Linked DNA regions of Homo sapiens: all the other regions are linked to region 1. The links are chromatin contacts, found by Hi-C or POLR2A ChIA-PET in ENCODE. All regions are on one chromosome and are shown on one strand. Each heading gives the region's core, a stretch centred on a gene start or an enhancer-like site at or near the end of the contact. The rest is flanking DNA. Distances are from core to core; before and after follow the strand shown. Region 1 overlaps ARHGAP42 (Rho GTPase activating protein 42). Region 2 overlaps ARHGAP42 (Rho GTPase activating protein 42). Region 3 overlaps ARHGAP42 (Rho GTPase activating protein 42).

Region 1 (2,634 bases), core at 62-2,561:
AAAATCATTTATCCCATAAGGGGCTTGTATGCAGAATATATAAACAACTCATAATTAAATAATAAAAAGACAAATAACCTAGTTTAAAAATAGGCAAAGAAATTGAATAGGCATTTCTTGAAAGAAAATATATGAATGGTCAAAAAGCATTTGAAAGATTCTTATTAGTCATCAGAGAAATCGAAATCAAAACCACAGTGAAATCTAAGTTCAGCTCTCTAGGATAGCTAGACTCAAAAAGTGAGATAATAGCAAGTGTGTGTGAGGGACATGGAGAAACTGTATCCCTCATATATCACTGGTGGGAGTGTCAAGGGGTGCAGATATTTTGGTAGTTCGTCAGATGGTGAAACATACAGTTACCACATGACTCAGTAATTCCTCAAGAGAGAGAAAAACATGTATCTACACAAAAATTTGTACATGAACGTTTATAATAGGGGTCCCCAATCCCTGGGCTGCAGGCCAGTAAAGGTCATTTGTGGCCGGTTAGGAACCCAACTGCATGGCAGGAGGTGAGACCTGGGTGAGCTCTGCCTCCTATCAGATCAGTGCTGGCATTAGATTCTCATAGGAGAGTGAGGCCTATTGTGAACTGTGCCTGCGAGGGATCTAGGTTGCCTGCTCCTTATGAGAATCTAACTAATGCCTGATGATCTGAAGTGGAACAGGTTCATCCTGAAACCCTTCCCTCCTCACCAATTTTTTCATGGAAAAATAGTCTTCCATAAAACTGGTCTCTGGTGCCAAAAAGGTTGGGGACCGCTGGTTTATAACATTATTCATAATAGTGAAAAGGTACCTATCAACTAATATTTGGATAAGCAAAATGTGGTCTATCCATACAATAAAATGTTATTTGGCCCTAAAGGGAAATGAAGTATTGATGCATGCTTTCAGATGGATGAACCTCGAAAACCGCATCTGAGTAAAAGAAGTCAATCACCAAAGGGGCCACGTATTACACAATTTCATTTGTATGAAAGGCCCAGAGTAGGCAAATTAATAGAGACAGAAAATAATTAGTGGTGTTTCAGTATTAATGGTTGTGGGGTATACTGGGAATGATACCTAAAGGATGTGATGTTTATTTTTAAGGTGATGAAAATGCTTTAAATTTTTTTGTGGTGATCGTTGCACAGATCTGTGAATATACTAAAGTTCCATTGAATTGTATAGTTTAAATGAGTTGTCTGTATGGTATGTGAATTGTATCTTTATGACTTTTTTTTTTCTTTTTTGAGACAAGGTCTCACCCTTTCACCCAGGCTGGAGGATAGTGGCATGATTAGAGTTCACTGCAGTTTTGACTTCCCAGGCTCAAGTGATCCTCCCACCTCAGCCCCCAAGTAGCTAAGACTACAGGCGCATGACACCATGCCCAACTAATTTTTGTAGAGGTGGGGTTTTGCCATGTTGCAAAGACTGGTTTTGAACTCCTGGGCTCAAACAATCCTCCCGCCTCGGCCTCTCAACTTGCTGGGATTACAGGTGTGAGCAACCATGCCTGGCCTGAAGTTGTTTTTAAAAAATAAAAATAAATACTTCCCAAACACAAAGCACCATAAGGCACTATAAGAAATCAAAATGTTATATAGTTCCATCCTTCATATTTGGCCATCTAAACTTCTAAGAAGATTAGAAAAGTAGGGCAAAGTCAAGGCATCAATTTTCACACTGTAAAAGTGTCAGGCCTGTGAGTTAAATCTGTAGTCTTTGCAATTCCCTGCCTGGAGGAAACTTAGAGATAAACATCTTAAAGGATACCTTCAAAATGACTACAGATTGCTTTAAGTCTAATGCATAGATGTGCAAAGGAGTTCATGGCATGAAAACGAAAGCATATATAAATCGAATCAAATAAATAATGAGAAACTTGAAGATAAAAAGAGAGCCAAGAATGGAAAGTGGCCAGTCAATGCTGGCCTGGAAAAGACTACTTTTAAAATGGGAGGACAGAAGCACAAATGAATGAATGGACAATTACGTGCACTGATTAATAAAACAAAGCCGTGGCCATGCATCGCCTCAGCACTGAAAAGCGTCATTGGAATTCCTGAAAAGATGGATTTGTAAGCATTCAAGAGGATGGAATTCAGATGAAGAGGCCTGAGGTACACTTTCCTGGTAAAGGAACAGAGGCATTGACAATAGCCAGCTTATCTTTACAGCTCAATTGTAATAGAGAAAGTACTGTCACCAGCAAGCTGATAAAGCCCAGCAGAAGCTACATGATTGATTTCTACCAAACACATAGGATGCAGTTTTCTTACTTTTACAAAATTCTGTTCACTAAGTTCTATCACAAATTTCTAATTTTCAATAACAATACCCTGAACTTTAGATTTATCCAAGGACCATTACAGATTTTATTTTTACTTAAAAGTTTTGTTGTTAAATTTTTAAAGAATGAATGCCCTTAGATTTTAAACAGGATAGAAATTTAACCTTTAGTCCTACAGAGTTTCGAAAAACAATGATGCTAACCTTATTTTTTTCACTTTTACTAAATTAAAGCTAACTGATTACGTTGAAAAAGAAAAACACATCAAAATGTTAAACTTTCAAAAGCTGCTCATCTATATACTAGCTGATGGACTTTTAAAAAAGACTTAGCCAGTAGCATTTCAATCT
Region 2 (2,634 bases), core at 72-2,571, 190 kb after region 1:
ATCGCTTGAACCCAGGAGATGGAGGCTGAAGTGAGCTGAGATCTTGCCACTGCACTCCAGCCTTGGAGACAGCGTGAGATTTCATCTCAAAAAAAGAAATAAATAAATAAAATTTCTTATTTTCTCTCTTTATGTAATCTGCAAAGGAGCCTTACAGTCAGTCAAATAAATCTGTCTGCTTTCCCCCTCAAGCCCATGGGACTAGAATAAGGCCACATGTCCCCTCTCCAGGAATAACTAATTAAAGTATAACCACAGATACCCTCTTTATTCTTCTCTTGATAGACATATTTTTTTTAAATAATCCAGTAAGTAACGTTCCAAAGCTTCATCAACCCTGTGCCAAACTTTAACAGTGGTTGAATCTTCCCTGGAGCAGCAAAATCTGACACTCAACAACAGGAGAGGCAGAAGGAGCAGCTGCCAGGAGCAATGTACCTACCCCATCGCTTTATCTTGCAACTGCTGGCACCATCCCCTTCACTTTCAGGAACCATTCTACATCAAACTCTGCTTTCCAAGAACTTTTCCTCTACACATTCCATTCTCCTCCCCCTATACCATAAAGCTTCTGGCTAATGTTCATGGCATGAATGATACTGCCTTCAAATGGCAAAGAATAGCACTTTAGTATCAGACAGACAGGTTCAAATCTTAGTTCCATGACTGACTAGCTTTTGTTCCTGGAGCAAATTAGTTAACCTGTTTTGCACTCTCAATTTTCTACATATAAAAGAACGCTAGTGCTCACTTCACAGTTTTTAGAAGATGGGAGAAATAAATTCAGTGCCCAAGTGTTTACTCAGCAAATACGTTTTTCTTCCCTTGTGCACCAAAGGAAAAAAAACTGAGGGTATCATATAAAATTTGGGAGAAGGGAGAGGCCATAGCATGACCAGGTCTTTTTTAAAAGTTTTATGTTCATAATAAAAGTCATGAAACAAGAGAATCTAAAGGTCTTAGCATTTTAGACTTCACTGTCAACAGGAAAACTTCCAGAAATCATACAAAAAGGATGAACATACACAGGCAAGCTTTAGTGAGTTGAAAATTAAAAAAAAAAAAAAAAATTGTACTAATAACCCTTTAACTTGCAGGCTGACACCAAGTAACTTTCTTTAAAAAATAATATTTCAACACGCAAAAAACAAATCACACACAAAATTTTTTCACAGATAGTCACCGTTCTAGGTAAAAGCCTTTGCCACTAGTATTTTTAAAAGCTGCAGCTGGACTGTGGGTCAGATGGCACTCAGCAGTTGTGTGTGTTGGGGGTGGGGTATGTCAGGAATGAATGCGGTTATCAAGGCATTTCTAAGTAAGGAACCCTTGGAACAACATTAGACTGAGGGTCATGGGAAAAGAAGTTATGCTCACCCTACTTCCTGGCAGCATTTTCAGTACACAAGCCATAAGCAACTCATGTTTACAAAAGGAACAAGAAAAGAGGGGCTTATTAGATGCAGAGGGGAGGGAGAAACAAAGTATAGATACACAGAATTATACCTTCGTACATTACATTTTAAAATTCTTTCTTTAAAAACTCTAGAAATAGTTTTAAAGATTTAGCACACTTCACTATGCAAAATATTTCATCCTGACTGCTTCAGTAAATCAAATTAGAGTATTTTTATCTAAGTTAATCACATAAATGAAACTCAATTAAGGAAAAGAAAACAAGCATGGTATATCTACTTTATCCTCTTTAGAACAAATTGCAATCTGAAGTTATTTTTGAGAGTCATAGAAAAAATGTTTCTCAGGATTTCAAAGTTTCAAATCAAGAGTTCTTCAGGTTAAAACAAGATTGTTTAAGAACCAAGTGAATGGTCCTGAACTTTAACTAAAAAAAAAAAATCCAAGAGTATTTTAATTACCAAAAGTCAATAGTTCCTTATTTTTTGATCACTTTGGTAAAACTCAGACAAAAGATAACCAGTTAATGAATCTCAAAACTGCTTCATTTAAAACAAAAACAAAAACAAAAAAAAAGACTCTAAGATAACTTGAACAGAAGAAAAAAGCCACTGTCAAATCTACATATTTCTGTTGTGCATTTCCTTGAGTTAATCCTAGAATTCTGGAAAATTATAAGCACTTTTCAAAAAGATCTCAAACTAGGTCTGGGCTTAACAAACAGCTTTTTTCCTAAGTTCTGAAATACATGCTTTCTTTATAAGCATGGATTTACCAATAGGAGTGGCCTCCTGATTGCTTCTGTGCTTGAATGCTATTAAATTAAACAGTCAGACAAAATATGGAGCATTGACCTTGGCAAGGAATGCAACGGGCACAGTTTGTTTTGCCCTGCTTCTTCTTAAAAAGAAAACAAAATATTCAAACTTGAAACGTAATAATAAACAGATTTCTACATGTTCACTTTATTTGTATTATAATAAAACACTTTGACTTCTTAACTACCTTTAGTAGTCAGCAGCAATAGTACTTCTCTAGCAACATAGTTTTTTACTTTATTTAGAGGAATAAATTGTTTGCAAGTTTTACATATATTACCCTCACTGATGAAAATCATGATACCTCTCATTATTCAAAAACAGGTAAATGGCCAAGAGCAATACTGCTTTGATGGAATTGCAAAATGAGAAAAAATATACATCTGATGGAATTAGTGAG
Region 3 (2,634 bases), core at 96-2,595, 150 kb after region 1:
ACACCACCTGAAATGTGCAACTTTCCCAGCTGCTTCCATCATTAATTGTGGGTGGTTTCTGTGTGGGTACAAAAATAAGGGTGGTTTAAAAAAAAAACAGGAAAACAATAATTCAATTGTCCAACTGAGAGCTATTAAAAAGTAAAATATGCTTCCTCTGCAGAGTTAAAAAGAAAATGTTATTTGTATAAACAATTTAGGCATTTAGAAATGTTCCACTTTAATACACGACTTCCTGATTTATATAACCACATTTAAGTGGTTGTAATGAGGGTCTGTAAAGAATGATGGATATTTTTTTTTTGATTCAGCAAATGAGAAGGTAGTTTACTTCCTCAAATTTAATAAAATATCACAGGTCTCTTTTAGAAGAGTTCAGCTGTGGTTGATAATGGCATTGCCTTTGGTTTAGAAATTTTTCCTAAAAATGCCCAAGAAGAATCTCATGGCTACAAACAACTTCACCGTTTCTTTTTTTTTTTTCTTAAGAGACAGGGTCTCAACATGTTACCCAGGCTGCAGTACAGTGGTGTGATCATAGTTTAATGTAACCTCAGCTTCTGGGCTCAAGGGATCCTGCAGCCTCAGCCTCCTGAGTAGCTAGGTCTATAGGTGCATGCCACCATGCCTGGCTAAATTTTTACTTTTTATAGAACTGGGGCCTCATCCAGGATGGTCTGGGACTCCTGGTCTCAAGCATTCCTCCCGCCATGGCTTCTGCAAGCACTAGGATTATAGGTGTGAACTATCACACCCCGCCCAGTTCTACCTTTTGTATCACAATACCACTAGACAAATATTGAGTAAACTGTAAAAATGCATATTTGTACTCATGACCAAATTCTGAAGAAAATTTTCACAGAAGCATTTTCAATAATTTAATCATTGAATTTGTTTAAGTCAAAAAAGAAAATAGGTCTTTTTTTTAAGAAAAATTATTAATGATCTTTTGAATGCATTTTCTGCATTTATTATGGCAGTTATGATTTTTAACCTGAAACAAAAGCTATTATCTCTCAAAGTGTTTCTACACTATAGAGGAATCCTTTCCAAATACAAAAAGTAAATTGTTTCCCATACTTTCCACCCTAGACTATATTCCTATTTCTCATTTGGGAAACAGAATCAAATATTACCTTTCCATTTGACCTAACAGACGCATCTTCAAAGTAAGTAAAAATTTTATGCCTTTTTACACAGTCACTCTTCTAACAAAGAAACTGAATGAGATTTTCCAACCACTCCCTTGAAAAAATTCTTCTTGACACCCTCAGATCAGGTATCCAAGATCACTCTCAGGCTTCTATCTACAGATCAATGTGAGTCACCTCACCACAGTAACCCACTGATGCACACCCAGCCTCAGAGAGGTAATCAAACAATAAATATTTGCACCTTGGCAAAGCACTGCCAGCACAGGAAGACATAGTAAAGCCCCTGTGACTTGAATTGCCACTATTTTAACCTGCTATACCTTCACCTTTCAACACATTCTCCTAAAGACAGAACAAGAAGTAAAAATGTCAGGGCACCTCAGCCAATGCTGTACACAAAACTTGGTTCATGTTCGAGCTCTCATCCATCAATCAGTACATGTACGATTCGTACAAGCATTTCCATAAAACAGCTTCTTTTTTAAAATGCGACATGCTCTTCGTGTTTTTTTTTTTTTTTTTTTTGAGACAGTGTTCACTTTGTTGCCCAGGCTGGAGTGCAGTGGTGCAATCTGAGTTCACTGCAACCTCCACCTCCCGGGTTCAAGTGGTTCTCCTGCCTCAGCTTCCCGAGTAGCTGGGATTACAGGCACGTGCCATCATGCCCAGCTCATTTTTGTATTTTTAGAAGAGATGGGGTTTCACCATGTTGACCAGGCTGGTCTTGAACTCCTGACCTGAGGTGATCTGCCTGCCTAGGCCTCCTAAAGTGCTAGTGCTGGGATTACAGGAGTGAGCCACTGTGCCCGGCCGATGCTAACTATTAGGCACTATCCTTGTTGCTATGTCTGCATATCTGCATTTAAAATGGAGTAAACAAGGGACCAGCAATACACTAGTTATGTCAGAAATAGCTGGGGGATTGTTAAAAAATATAGTTTGATCCAAACTACCTAACTGACTGACTCATTTCTCCACTCCTAATTTGGAGCTATTACCTTAGTTGACAAATGGTAGTGTATTGCCTGTCACTACCACAGGAATTTTCTGTTTAGGTGTGTCTAAAGGAATGAAGTCTCCACCAAAAATATTTACTAGCAAAGTGACTCTCCTTCTTGGTAAATGTTTAATCTCTTGAGTCCAAAGCTCATACTGTTCAAGACTTTCCTGAGAGTCTAGGTCATCACACAACATCACTAACCAAGCTGTTTACGCACAATCGCAACTGGACTTTCCAATGGTTTCCAAGATTACATAGAATGAATAAACTTTGCCTCATATTAATGACTAACATTTTTATTGGCACTAGTTCAGTTTGACTAACAATATCTAACTTTTTTTTTTTTTGAAATGGAGTTTTGCTCTTGTTGCCCAGGCTGGAGTGCAATGGCACGATCTCAGCTCACCGCAACAACCCCCTCCCAGGTTCAAGCTATTCTCCTGCCTCAGATTCCCAAGTAGCTGGGATTACAGGCATTCA

What was found. Hi-C counts contacts between places; a loop is a spot of excess contacts on that map. ChIA-PET counts read pairs that join two places held with the same protein, here RNA polymerase II (POLR2A). Pooled maps may share reads with other maps.
Region 2: a loop to region 1 is called in a map with no recorded cell type, with 3 times the contacts of the local background. The contact joins two enhancer-like sites. A Hi-C loop is called at or near these places in 4 of 37 single-sample maps with no recorded cell type and 4 of 50 pooled maps. POLR2A ChIA-PET finds 5 or more read pairs at or near these places in 1 of 52 experiments (BJ).
Region 3: a map of PC-9 shows a loop between it and region 1 (14-fold over the local background). The contact joins two enhancer-like sites. A Hi-C loop is called at or near these places in 2 of 168 maps with a recorded cell type or tissue (PC-3 and PC-9) and 2 of 50 pooled maps. POLR2A ChIA-PET finds 5 or more read pairs at or near these places in 3 of 52 experiments (OCI-LY7, PC-3 and PC-9).

The regions. Positions count from the first base shown.
Region 1 is chr11:100,927,193-100,929,826 of GRCh38, reverse strand. All of the region lies in intron 6 of ARHGAP42 (Rho GTPase activating protein 42), which reads right to left. Among named protein-coding and RNA genes, the nearest start is that of SNORD13I, 5.8 kb to the left of the region's middle. Within about 2 kb of position 1,311, at least 2 of the 41 ENCODE cell types and tissues checked have a DNase peak (open chromatin) inside an H3K27ac peak, as active enhancers do; they include PC-3 and PC-9, where a contact is called at or near this core.
Region 2 is chr11:100,738,503-100,741,136 of GRCh38, reverse strand. The region is part of intron 1 of ARHGAP42 (Rho GTPase activating protein 42); the gene reads right to left. Among named protein-coding and RNA genes, the nearest start is that of ARHGAP42-AS1, 52 kb to the right of the region's middle. Within about 2 kb of position 1,321, at least 4 of the 41 ENCODE cell types and tissues checked have a DNase peak (open chromatin) inside an H3K27ac peak, as active enhancers do.
Region 3 is chr11:100,776,027-100,778,660 of GRCh38, reverse strand. All of the region lies in intron 2 of ARHGAP42 (Rho GTPase activating protein 42), which reads right to left. Among named protein-coding and RNA genes, the nearest start is that of ARHGAP42-AS1, 89 kb to the right of the region's middle. Within about 2 kb of position 1,345, at least 7 of the 41 ENCODE cell types and tissues checked have a DNase peak (open chromatin) inside an H3K27ac peak, as active enhancers do; they include PC-3 and PC-9, where a contact is called at or near this core.